Regions from separate parts of the Homo sapiens genome. Here all the other regions are linked to region 1. A link is a contact called in ENCODE Hi-C or POLR2A ChIA-PET data. All regions are on one chromosome and are shown on one strand. The core of a region is the stretch at or near the end of the contact, and the rest is flanking DNA. Distances in the headings are between cores, read along the strand shown. Region 1 has its middle 22 kb from the start of TLNRD1. Region 2 overlaps CEMIP (cell migration inducing hyaluronidase 1). Region 3 has its middle 22 kb from the start of CFAP161.

Evidence for each region. Hi-C counts contacts between places; a loop is a spot of excess contacts on that map. ChIA-PET counts read pairs that join two places held with the same protein, here RNA polymerase II (POLR2A). Pooled maps may share reads with other maps.
Region 2: POLR2A ChIA-PET joins it to region 1 with 12 read pairs in AG04450. The contact joins two enhancer-like sites. POLR2A ChIA-PET finds 5 or more read pairs at or near these places in 2 of 52 experiments (AG04450 and activated CD4-positive, alpha-beta T cell).
Region 3: a pooled map shows a loop between it and region 1 (6-fold over the local background). The contact joins two enhancer-like sites. A Hi-C loop is called at or near these places in 7 of 37 single-sample maps with no recorded cell type and 5 of 50 pooled maps. POLR2A ChIA-PET finds 5 or more read pairs at or near these places in 2 of 52 experiments (GM12878 and activated CD4-positive, alpha-beta T cell).

Annotation. Positions count from the first base shown.
Region 1 is chr15:81,021,154-81,025,361 of GRCh38, forward strand. No RefSeq gene overlaps it. Among named protein-coding and RNA genes, the nearest start is that of TLNRD1, 22 kb to the left of the region's middle. RefSeq lists enhancers at 2,197-2,346, 3,355-3,649. Within about 2 kb of position 2,403, at least 26 of the 41 ENCODE cell types and tissues checked have a DNase peak (open chromatin) inside an H3K27ac peak, as active enhancers do.
Region 2 is chr15:80,932,272-80,936,479 of GRCh38, forward strand. It overlaps CEMIP (cell migration inducing hyaluronidase 1), which reads left to right. Exons shown (of 30, transcript NM_001293298.2): 23 at 974-1,189. Among named protein-coding and RNA genes, the nearest start is that of MESD, 55 kb to the right of the region's middle. Within about 2 kb of position 2,525, at least 10 of the 41 ENCODE cell types and tissues checked have a DNase peak (open chromatin) inside an H3K27ac peak, as active enhancers do.
Region 3 is chr15:81,109,854-81,114,061 of GRCh38, forward strand. It overlaps a transcript of CFAP161 not described here. Among named protein-coding and RNA genes, the nearest start is that of CFAP161, 22 kb to the right of the region's middle. RefSeq lists an enhancer at 1,752-1,911. Within about 2 kb of position 1,863, at least 2 of the 41 ENCODE cell types and tissues checked have a DNase peak (open chromatin) inside an H3K27ac peak, as active enhancers do.

The DNA of each region.
Region 1 (4,208 bases), core at 1,153-3,652:
TGGGGTCAAAGTCTAATGAGGGGATTTTATGGGATTTCTTTGGAGGATAATTGTAATAACAAGCACTTTAATCTTAGATGCTGTGTTTAAAAAGGAATAGCCCTCCCTCCCCATCTTTCCCAAGACTCCAGTGCATTTTTCCCTCTGCCACAAACTTGCATCTGTTTCCCCTTACAGTTTTCTGTTTTCATTAGGATGCTTTAGGATGAACCAGATAAGGCCTTACCTCACATAACAGTTGATCAAAGCTGGTAGTTTGGAGCCTCAAGTGCATTTTGCCTGTGGAAAACGTACTAGAACTGCTGCTTAGAATCCTCAGGCAACCCGCACATCTTCGTGCACCAAAATGTGGCTCGGCTGTAGCACAGAAGCTCTTCTCCGTGTTGGCAGCAAAAGACGGTGGAAATGGAAATGGCCAGTTTGCAGAGAGAAACAGTGACTCTAGCCAGGCCCCTGAGTTGGGAAATGGGAGAATTTGTCTTCAGCATCATCTTCCTTGTAATTTCGTATCCTTTGCCCCAGGCTTTCCTAATAATAACTGACACCTACATGATACTTTCTATGTTCTAGGTGCATTTCCAAGCACTTAGAATTGTTCCTTTGTATCTGTGGGGGATTGATTCCAGGACCCCCTTGGATACTAACATCCCTGGATGCTCAACTCCCTGATGTAAAATGGTGTTGTATTTGCATATAATCTGTGCACATCCTCCTGTATACTTTATTATTATCATTTTGAGATGGAGTCTTATTCCATCACCCAAGCTGGAGTGTAGTGGCACGATCATGGCTCACTGTAGTCTCGACCTCTAGGGTCTCAGGTGATCCTCCCACTTCATCCTTCTGAGTAGCTGGAACTACAGGTGCAGGCTACCACATGGGGCTAATTTTTATATATTGCAGATTAATTTTGCAGATTGATAATTTACCACCAGCATGTGAATGACTCATACATATAGTCTTCATCTTCACAGATTAGCTTCTATTTTTTTTGTAGAGATGGGTTTCACCATGTTGCCCAGGCTGGTCTTGAACTTGTGGGCTCAAGCCTTCTGCCTGCCTTGGACTACAGAAGTGCTGGGATTATAGGCGTGAGCCACTGCACCCAGCCCTGTATACTTTAAATCATATCTAGATTACTTATAATACCTACTACAATGTAGATGTTATGTAAATAATTGTTATACCGTGTTGTTTAGGGAATAATGACAATATAAAAAAGTCTCTACTTGTTCAGTTCAGACATCAGACATCATTTTTTCTTTTCTTTTCTTTTCTTTCTTTCTTTCTTTTTTTTTTTTTTTTTTAAAGAGTCTCACTCTGTTGCCCAGGCTGGAGTGCAGTGGTGGATCTTGGCTCACTGCAACCTCTACCTCCTGGGTTCAAGGGATTCTCCTGCTTCAGCCTCCTGAGTAGCTAGGACTACAGGCATGCACCATCATGCCCAGCTAATTTTTGTATTTTTAATGGAGACGGGGTTTCACCATGTTGCCCAGGCTGGTCTTGAACTCCTGACCTCAAGCGATCCACCTGCCTTGGCCTCCAATAGTGCTGGGATTACAGGTATGAGCCACCACACCCAGCCCAGACATCATTTTTTCTTTCAAATATTTTCTGTCTGCAGTTCGTTGAACCCACAGATATGGAGCCCACAGATACAGAGGGCTGACTGTATACATTAACTCATTTAATCCTCATGATAACCCTAGGCGCGTTGGCTCACACCTGTAATCCCAGCACTCTGGGAGGCCAAGGCGGGTGGATTACCTGAGGTCAGGAGTTTGAGACCAGCCTGGCCAACATGGTGAAACCCCGTCTCTACTAAAAAATACAAAAAATTAGCCGGGTATGGTGGCAGGCACCTGTAATCTAAGGTACTTGGGAGGCTGAGGCAGGAGAATCGCCTGAACCCCAGAGGCGGAGGTTGCAGTGAGCCAAGATTGCGCCATTACACTCCAGCCTGGGCAACAAGAGCAAAACTCCATCTCAAAAAAAAAAAAAAGAACGTAAGGAAGCAAAAAATGTGAGGGAGTTTTTACGCATGGAGGGTTAATAAACTCAAGATGGCAGGGGTTCACAAAAGCCCATAGAACATACTGTCTATTTATTGGGCTCTTGCTATGTACTACACACTTTACATACATCCTCATTTCATACAGTACCTTGATGAAATATGCACATTTAAGAATCAGAGTCTAACAGACCTTAGGCAAGTTGTCCGAGGTCGTACAGCGGATGGGTGGCAGAGCCAGAATTTGGACCCAGGACTCTTTTGACTCCAGCATTTGCAATCTCAAATAGTGTTTCATCGGCCTTTTTATGGCTTGTGGATGACTATTGTTGTGAGGAGGATCAACGGTGCAGGGTCAGAAATGCAGTTTTGACTCCTATTGTTGGCAGTCAAATTACTGCTTGCTTCTGCTAATTTGCTTCCTGTCCTGCTTAGGCTGCAACCAGGGCAGAGTTTCGTTCGCTCCCTGGGCAGCTGTCCTGCCAGCATTACCTCATTCCATCTTGAACCCTCCCGCAGCCCAACAGGGAAGGGCTGAGAAGCACGTGGCCCAGGACAGAAGGCCAGGAACGAACTGCCTCACCAGGGACTCTAGCCTTGATTCTCTGAAAAAATGTGGTTTGCTCAGAGAAGCTTTTACCCAAGAGGAAGGAAAACTACGGCAATCGAGTTTCAGCTGACCTTAAAACCCCTGTGATCTTAGTCCCCGTCATTTAGTGAATTCTGCATATTACTCAGCTTCTCCATTGTGTAGCTGGAGGAAATATTCATGCTGTGTCATCTTTGGTAGTCAGTGGGCAGTTTTCTCCCTGCCGAGTTTACTTTTTTTGCATTTTGAAGTTCAAGATCAGGTTGGGTGTTTGAGTGATCTACGTCTGGGAGCCAGAGGAGGTTTTGTATTCAATGGTGACCAGCATGTGTTCCCAGCCTAAGCATGAATGAAAACAGTTCAGAACATTTTTTTCCTCTCCAGCTCCTTTCAAGGGGCACGTGCCCATAAGGCCAACCCTGAATGATTTGGGCAAGTAAGTATGGACAGCCAAACTCAGAGGAGAGAGGAATTGGATGAGGCTAATGTCAAGGTCTTATCGGGAAGGCTAAAGAAACCTGAGTTGGTCCTGGGAAGAATGAGCAAGATGGAGTGGGCTTGGGCTTTCTCTCCTGCTTGGGGTTGCAGGCAGAAGCCACAAGAGTGTGCTGACAATGAGGGAGGAGGGGACCATCTGGCTGGAGAATTGGCTCATTAGGGAGCACAGACTGGACGAAGTTGGAAGGGACGTGTGGCCTGATTTTTAAAAGGGCGGCCTGAGTGCCATGCAGAGAAGCTGCATTTTATCGCGGACTTGATGATGGTGGACTGGAAGTTTAAAAGGAGGATTATGATGAAAGCAGAGATCCAGAGCAAACACTTTAAAGGAGCTGGATGGGACAGACAGGAAGCAGGGAGCCCAGAGAGGCCATGATTTCATTCATAACAGGTCTGAGGGGTTGAGGCCCTGACTGGGGAAGTTAAGCAGGATGGGAGGAGACAAACGCCAGCCACACAGAAGAAAGATCCTACGAAGCCAGACTGTGGTGGAGGCAGGGGGAAGGAGGGGTTGGACACCTCCGAGGTGCTGCTGCGAAATCACTAACAGAAAAGAGGCTTTGATTTAGAGGTGAATGGTAAACTTTTCCTTTTTCTAAGTAAACTTTTAATTCAAGCGTAACATATATACAAGTGCACAAATCATGGGTATAAATGTCGATGAATCTTCGCACAGTGGACACACTTGTGAAACCAGCAGCTAGATCAGGAAACAACACAACCATCACTGCAGACCCGCTTTCCCTGTGTCCCCTTCCTTTTCCTCATGCCTTCTGCCAAGGATGCCGCCACCCTGACTTCTAAATACCTTGTTTTTCATTCAGTATGTTGTGAAATTCATCCATGTTGTTGCATACACTTGCAGTTCATCCTTTCCCAATATTGCACAGTATTTCACTACGTAAATGTAATACAACTCTTTTATCTCGTCTGTTGTTGGGAGACATTTGAGTTGTTCCCAGGTCAGCGCTGTTAGGAACAGGGCTTCTGTGAGCACAGTTGTGAACGTGTGCTCCTAGCCTACATGAACGTATGTCTCTTGGTTGTGTACCAAGGAGTAGGCTTTCTGGGTCGTAGGGCAGGCACATATTCAGTTTGCATAGACATTGT
Region 2 (4,208 bases), core at 1,275-3,774, 89 kb before region 1:
AAAACTCAGGCGAGCCTCTGGAGGAACCCGACGTGTGGACTGAGGTTCCTAGGCTGTTCCTCCAAGGGACTTGACTTTGACAAACTGAGTCTTCTGACCAGGCCACCTGAGTTGGCACAAAGAATCTAACAAGCCCCACAGTTTCCAAGGGAAGTCTTAGCTGATGATGTTCTGTTTAATCTCTCCCCGAGAGCAGACTATAAACAGAGGCCTCCTTGCCCTAGACAGAGAAGGCAGAAGAGGGGCGGAGGATTAGGAGATCAGGAGCAAGGGCTGCCCTGTGAGACCAGCCGGGGCCAGTCCTCCTGTGCATTTCCTTCAGGTTATGGATTCCCAGACTTTTCCCTCCTTCTCCTCCCTGCTCCTGCCTTTTGCCTGTTTGCCCAGTTCCTGGCAGGCTGAGGGAAACGATGTGAAACTGAAATGACTTAATGTCTTTACTCAGGCAACTGAGAGCCTGAAAGAGGTCAGTTATGGAAATCTGCAAGGGCTCATGCTGCAAAACTGTCTTCCTGAAACGTGCCACATGCATCTTCTCTCGCACACGGATGCCCCCGTGTATGTGTGTGTGTATGTGTAAAAGTGTGTGTACCCTTTCTCATACACACATCACCCCCACCTCCCTCTCACACACAGTCACACTCACAGTCCTCAGTCCCCCTCCTCCATCTCTGCAGTTGGTGAAGGCTGTGTGTCAGAGCAGTCTCCAAGCTCATCCACAGCAGCCAACCCTCCAGTGAGCAGAGGCCAAAAGCATGTGCTAGGTCTGGGAGTTGAGGCACAGTGAACCTTTGACTGTGACTCCGGTTGCATCGGAGGGGTCAGCCACGTGGTTTCTCTCAGTGCCCGAGAGCATCTTTGTTTTGGCTGGCTTGTAACGTCAGTGGAAATCGGAAACCTCGCCCTGGCCTGATGACGGCTGCAGTTTCCCTTCACCTTCTAGCCCTGCCTAACTTTCCTGGGCTCTGTTTAGATTACTTCCAGAGTGTTCTTCGGAGAGCCTGGGCCCTGGTTCAACCAGCTGGACATGGATGGGGATAAGACATCTGTGTTCCATGACGTCGACGGCTCCGTGTCCGAGTACCCTGGCTCCTACCTCACGAAGAATGACAACTGGCTGGTCCGGCACCCAGACTGCATCAATGTTCCCGACTGGAGAGGGGCCATTTGCAGTGGGTGCTATGCACAGGTGGGGACACCATTCTGGGGGCCGGCCACTCACTTATTCACTCATGCAACAAGCATTCAGTGAGTGTCTACTCTATGCCTGGCTCTGTTTCAGGCCAGAAAGAGATACAGAATTTTTTTTTCTTTTTCTTTCTTTCCTTTTATTTTTTCCCCTCACCCAGTAGGATTTTTACAAAGTTAAAGTCAAAACACTTGGTGAGCAAAATGCTTAGAAAAAAAGAACCCTCTGGGTCAACTGCTTCGATTCAAGTCAGGCTCCAACACTTACCATTGGACCTTGGGCAAATTACTTGGTCTCTTGGAGCCTCAGTTTCCTCACCTGTAAAATAGTTGAACTTTCCTAGCGAGATTTTGGGGGTGGCTTCAGAAAATACAAGTAAAATGTTTCATCAGCCTTATCCAATAGAAATATAATGCAAGCCACACATGTAATCTTAAATTTTCTGGTAGCCATGTTAAAAAGTAAAAAGAAACAGAATTTAATTTTAATAATACTTTAATTGTATTAAAAATACTATCATTCAAAATGAATCAGTGTAGAAAATCATTAAAAACACTTCTTGTTTTTTTTCTAAGTCTTCAAAGTCTACTGTGTATTTTACACTTATAGCCCACTCAATTTTCAACCAAGGGAAGTGTAGTCCTACTGAAACAATAACGTTGTGTTTAATGTGAATTTTTAATTTTATTTTTAATTTATTTTTGCATTTTTATTGCTATATCATAGTATATTCTCTTGGAGAATGTGTGATATTTGATATATGTATACAATGTGTAATGATCAAATCAGGGTAATGGGATAGGAAAAAATATTTACATTGCTTTTGTTTTGAAATTTAAATGAATTGAAGTTTAAAATTCAGATCCTGAGTCACAGTGGCCACATGTCCAGTGCTCAGTGGCCACATGAGGGACAGGGCAGGTCTAGATGGTGCCTAGAACAGGGCAGAACTTAAAATATTAGTTAGCTATTATTATATTATTGTTACTTCTAGTATTTTGATGAATGACTAATGAATAAATGAGTAACGGGAGAGAGGCCTGAGAAAATGAATTGTCAGGTTCACAGTGAGCCAGGTCGTCTCAGAGAATGAAGGAAACATGTATGAATAGCTGTCTTCACAACTATCCTACAAGGCAGGCATTATTATCACCACCGTGGGTGTCAGGAATTGGGGTGTTAGAAAGGAGCTAAATGGTGGTTTGGGGGTGGAGGAGTGATAGGAGAGGGAGATGGTGTTGGGCTGAAGGAAAAGGGCCATAAGGGGCAAAGAGGGCACAGGGTGCAGCTGGTGGGGGTCAGGTGCCAGAGTAGGTGGCAGGGCTAGCATTTAGCAGGAAGAAGGACCAGAGGAAGACAGGGCAGAGGGCAGGAAGCTGAGGGTGTTTCTCTCTGCAGTAGAATGTGATGTCATGTGCTGAGAATGTGGGGACTGGGCTTGAGGAAAGTAACCTCCAGAGAGCGATAAAGATTTGGAAGAGTTGCTGTAGAGAGTGGAAAATGTTGACAAGAAGCTTGTGGAAGGAGTGCCTGGCAGTGTTGAAAACCCAGTGGAGACTGGAGGCGGTGCATTTGCAGAGGCACCTCTCTCCCAGGCTGTGGGATTTTCTCAGCCCTGCTCAAGAGCCCTGGGAGAGGCGGAGCTGTGCAATGAGCCATGGGGTGGCTTCTGCTGTAGGTGTGGGCAGAGGAAGGGCCAAGATGCTAATGGGAGTGAGTGGTTGATATGATGATGTGAGGAAGATAAGAAGGGAAGTGGGGTCAGAAGGGAGCTGATGGAGGACAGTCATGTCCTGAATAATTGAAGGATGACCAAACCCTCAAGCCTGGCATCCACACTGTCAGCATTACACAGCCTCAGCTCAAGGTCTAGGTATCCCATATGGAGCCTTGATTTTCCTTCCCACACTTTCTTTCTGATATGTTGCTTATCTTCTGTGAAAAAAAAGCTCATCGTTAGAGCTTGCCAGATTATCATAACTGGCAACTGGTTATTAACGGTTATTCATAATATTTTCCCTTCACTTTACATCTTACAAAATGCTTTAATGTACGCTTTACCTTCTGATACTCAGGGCAACTTCCTAAGATGGGCAGGGTTGGTTCTCTTTCCATCTTATATGCGATAAAACTAGAGGGGAAGATAAGCACTTCCTTCCAAAAGCACAACATCATTGCACGTTGGTGTGATTGTCTCTCTTGGCCACAGTTATGGGGATATTGTCTTATGAATTTGGGATGTGCCATAAAACAGGACATGGCGTTTTTTTTGTTTTTGTTTTTGTTTTGAGATGGAGTTTCGCTCTTGTTGCCCAGGCTGGAGTGCAATGGGCAATGGCGTGATCTCGGCTCACTGCAACCCCCGCCTCCCAGGTTCAAGCGATTCTCCTGCCTCAGCCTCCCTAGTAGCTGGGATTACAAGCATGTGCCACCATGCCCAGCTAATTTTGTATTTTTAGTAGAGGCAGGGTTTCTCCATGTTGGTCAGGCTGGTCTCGAACTCCCAACCTCAGGTGATCCACCCGCCTCGGCCTCCCAAAGTGCTGGGATTACAGGCATGAGCCACCGCGCCCGGCCAACACAGTGTTTTAAACCAATGCTGGGATAAAGCATCCAGGCTCTTAGGTCCCTGGAACTCAATGGCTGACAGTCTTGCTTTCAGTTTTTCCTCTGAAATGAGGCACCATTTATTCATGCAGTGTGTTGTGGCACCACAAGGACTGGCCTCAGGGGCCAGACACTGAGAGGGAGTAGGAGGGAGAAGTAGGCCAACACACCCAGGCACTCTCTAAAATCAGGCAGAGCAACTGCCAGTTATAGGCGAGTTGCATTTTATGGTAGAATTAAAAAAGTTCTCTCTCTCTCTCTCTTACTCCCTTCCTCCTCCGTCCACATCTCTGTCCTTTGTCCAAAATTTGCCATCTGACTATTATGCAGACTCTTCTCAAATTTCCACTGGAAGCTCAACAGAGCACTTTTATGAAGATGAACAGAAAGCATTAGCTGGATTACACAGTAA
Region 3 (4,208 bases), core at 613-3,112, 88 kb after region 1:
CTTCAACATTGCCTCATCCCTTATTAAAATTAATTATTCATTTTTAAACTGCTGATTTCTTTGGGGCATTATTACCATAAACTTTCATAAAGCATCAGTGATTTCACCATTTTTCCACCCAAATTTCTGCATAAATTTGATGTTTGTTCTTGGTCCAATTTTAGCAGAATCCATGTAGCTCTGATACGAGATCTTTGCAAACTGATGTCTTATCCTTCTTAGTGCCTCAAAATAGATCCTGTTCAGACATTCAGTACAGGTTAGTGTGAGTTTGTTTTGGTGCAAAATTTTTTTAAATCCATGTATAGTTTTTTCATAAGATGTGTCTTCCATGAACTTTTTGAAGACCTCTCATATTTGTTTTATGTAATTGAATTCTGTCTTGCTTTTGTTTAAAAGAAGTCTCCCCTGCTTAAAAGGGGGCAAAAATTTAAAAAATTTTCTGGTGATTTTGAAGGACAGCATCCTCCTATAACGAAAATATCAGTTAAAGGTCTCTATGTTTTTTGATATCTAGAATAAATGACTTGAAGCCCCCCACTCCCTCCATCCCCTTTATGCCACTTAGAAGTCTGAAACCCTCCCCAGGATATCTGTGAATTTCCAGGAGGGTGCTGTTCTCCTGGTCACCCTTGCCTCTGGGTGCTTCTGGAGAATGCATCACCACAGATGGGAAACTTCATTTCTTTTCACTCTCTTAGGCAGACTGAGACTAAACACTACTCTGGGTCCATGCCGGCATTCCCATACCCACCAGAGTGTTAACTACAAAAGGGTTTCCCTTTTTAGAAGCCAGTGGAGAAAGTAAATAGTAAGAAATCTCTTCCGCTCTCAGGATTTCATAGTATAAGCAGGCATATTACCCAAGTGGTCAGCTTCGGTGGAAGGGGACTGGAGACTGACCACCAGATGATCAAGGGCACTAAAAAGGGGATGCAAGACCTTAGGCTCATAGTCCTGTTCCTGGGGACGAATGCTGGGCTCTGGTGGCCATGCTGGGCTGCGGAGAAGCAAAGGTGCATTGTTGGTGTGATATTCTTTCCCCCAGGGGTCTGCTAGAAGCTGAAGGCAAAAATAGATGGAGACAAAAAAGACTAGGAGACCCTTTCTATGTAGAGACATCACTCTATGTTCTTTGCAGAGAATAGGAATACGTGCCTTTGATCAGATGAGCTATTAAAAAATGATTATGTAGTTCTGTTAAACTGGATTATTTTCAATATCCTGTCTGCTTTTTCAAAGGACTGTTATTTAGTGGGAAAACATTGCTGAATTCCTTTCAGAGAAATCCTCCCTGTACTGACCCTTCGGCAACACACCTTACACATGTAACTACTTGTTCAGAACAGTCTTCTCCTTCTGACTCTCCACAAAGGCGGGGACCATGAGTATCTTATTTCCCACTGCATCCAGAAGGCTGAGCACAGTGCTTGACGCACAGTGAATTTTGGTTGAATGAACAATTGAAAGGATTTGCCCATTGCAGTGTCATTTTTCCAAGACCTGACAATATCACTTTTGATTCTTTTCTTATTTAGTTCCACCTCCTTATCCCCGCTGCCACTGCTTAAGTCAGCACACGGCATCACCTCTCCTGGGGCTATCTTTAACTAGGCTTCCTGACCCCCTACCCTGGCCTGTCTGCTTTAAATCCAGGCAATGGCCTGTAGCCCCAGCAACCTTCCGAAAGCTCTACTCTCTGTCCCTTGTCAATTTCCTCTTCTGAAAGTTTCAGGGGCTCTCCACTACTTGCAGAAGAAAACCACCAACTCTTGCCTCGATGCTGAAGGTACTTTCCCATCATCTCCCCTCTGCCTCTCATCACCCTGTGTCCCTCCTGGCCCTTGCTTTCTTGCTTCTGTGCTTGGCCTCATCCTCCTTCCTCTGCCTGGAAAGTGCTTACCTCTGTTCTTGCATCTGCATGTCCAAATCCTATTCATCATTTCTATTATTATGTCATTTAAGTTTCAAAAAGTCTCTGAGTCATTGTTCCTTAAATAGCAGTTTTAAAAGGTGATTCTAAAGAAAAGGATTTGATGTTGAAATTAGCTTAGGAAGTGTTGTATGGATTATTGCCATTTTGTAGATTTATAGTGCAGGCCATTAATTCAAGGATCTGAGAAGATCTGCAATCAAGAAACCTATTTAACTCAGCATTTCTCAAATTTATTTGACCATAGAACCCTTTCCCCTTTCACACCTATTAACATATTGCAGATTATTTTGGAAATACTTTCCCGAGAGTTACCAGTAATATCTTTAATCTGTTTTTAATGATGAAGATGCTGAGGCTCAGAGACAAAAATACTTGCGCAAGCCGAGTGAAAGGAGCTTCAATCTGTTTTTTTTTTTTCTTTACTACACTGTGATGACTTACATTTGTCATCCAACAAGAACTTTTAAACTTTCCGAACTATGGAAAGTAAGACAATAGCCTGTATTTATCTTTCCTAATATCTGAATTTTGTCCCACTTCTCTTTTCTAAAAATGATTATTCCCAAGTTTTTCTTTCACTTTTCTTTCCTGCCAGATGTTTTACAAGTAATGAAAGGCTCCAATTAAATTTTCCCAAGAGCTTCATCAAATAATGAAAACAATACATAGAGCATGTTATATCTTTATGAACTTAAAATTAAAACATAATTTTGAGATTACATATAGGTATAATAAAACTATATAAAAAGAAAAGCAAGTGGATAATGAACACAGGATTTAGGAGATGGTTACCTTGGCTGGAGGTAGGGAGGGATGGGGAATGAAAGACTCTTATATTTAGATGTAGATTATTATCAAGATCTTAGCTTTTATTTTGGGGTTATAGGTTTACAAGTGCTTATTACATTATTTAAAAATAACCGGCTAAATAACTAGAGGACCACTGCTGAGAGTGTGTCATAATCCAATTTAATGTACCTGAGACCCTAAAATAAATACATAAATCATAAAAAAGAAAACAATAGCAAATTAAGTTTTCTAGTATATAGCTAGTTTATGTCAAAATAATACTTTTAAAGCGAGGTGAGTGGTGGCCTGATTTTAAGGGGATATTTATTGCTAAGTAATACTGAGTAAATTGCACAGCATCCAATAATGTATGAGTGCATTTCTGTTTTAATCTTGGCTTTGAGAGTTTTTGAGGAATGTAAATTTAAAACTTGATATAATCACATGTAAAATGAATATTTTATGATAAAAAGAGTAAAAAGTAATAAAAGGAGAATTTAAAAAATCCCTTGCATATTTATTATTTTATTATCACCTGGCTTTTAAATTCATCTGCGTTGTAAGTTGTGAGATGATTCTTTATGTTACTTTGTTTATCTTGTTAAGATTCATTTGGGGAGTCAAGGGACTCTGCTCATGCCCAAGTCTGTGCCCTCTAATGAGTAACACCAGAGACTGCACAGTGTCCAGGAAATAGACTTCAGCAAACTAGTCTAGCCAAGGTCACTGGAGTGTTTTCCAACACTAACAACCAATTATTGATTCTCCAGACACCAACTGGGTGTCCAACAATTAAATTCCACTCTGACATTAACTACCTGGAGTTAGTGTCAGATTTCACAGGCTAAAAGCGTTCGGTTTTACAAGACTGCCTTCACTTCAGATGCCAAGTGCAAGTCCTGGGCCACCCATACTTCTGGCTGTAAAATCAGGAGTTCCCATGGCCCCCTCCTCAAGTTCAATTATTTGCTAGAATGACTCATAGAGCCAGGAAAGTACTCTGCGTTTACTGATTTATTACAAAGGATGTTATAAAGGATACAACTCAGTAACAGCCAAATGGAAGAGATGCATAGGGTAAGGAGTGAGGAAAGGGGTGCAGAGCTTCCATGACTTTTCTGGGTGCCACCTTCCCAGCACCTCGATGTGTTCACCAGCCCAGGAGCACATCAACATTTATTGTTCAAGAGTTCTCTCAGAGCTTAATCTCCAGCCCCTCACCTTTCTTCTTGGAGCTGGGTCAGTGGAGCTAAAAGTCTCCACTCTCGAATCACTTGGTCCTTCTGGTGGCCAGTCCCATCACGAGGCTATCTAAGGGCTCCACCCTAAGTTACCTGATTCGTATAAATTCAGTGTGATCAAAAGGAGCTTATTATGAATAACAAAAGACATTCTCATCATTCAGGAAATTCCAAGGGTTTTAGGAGCTCTGTGCCAAGAACAAAGAAGAAAAACCAAATATGTTTCTTATAATACCACAGTT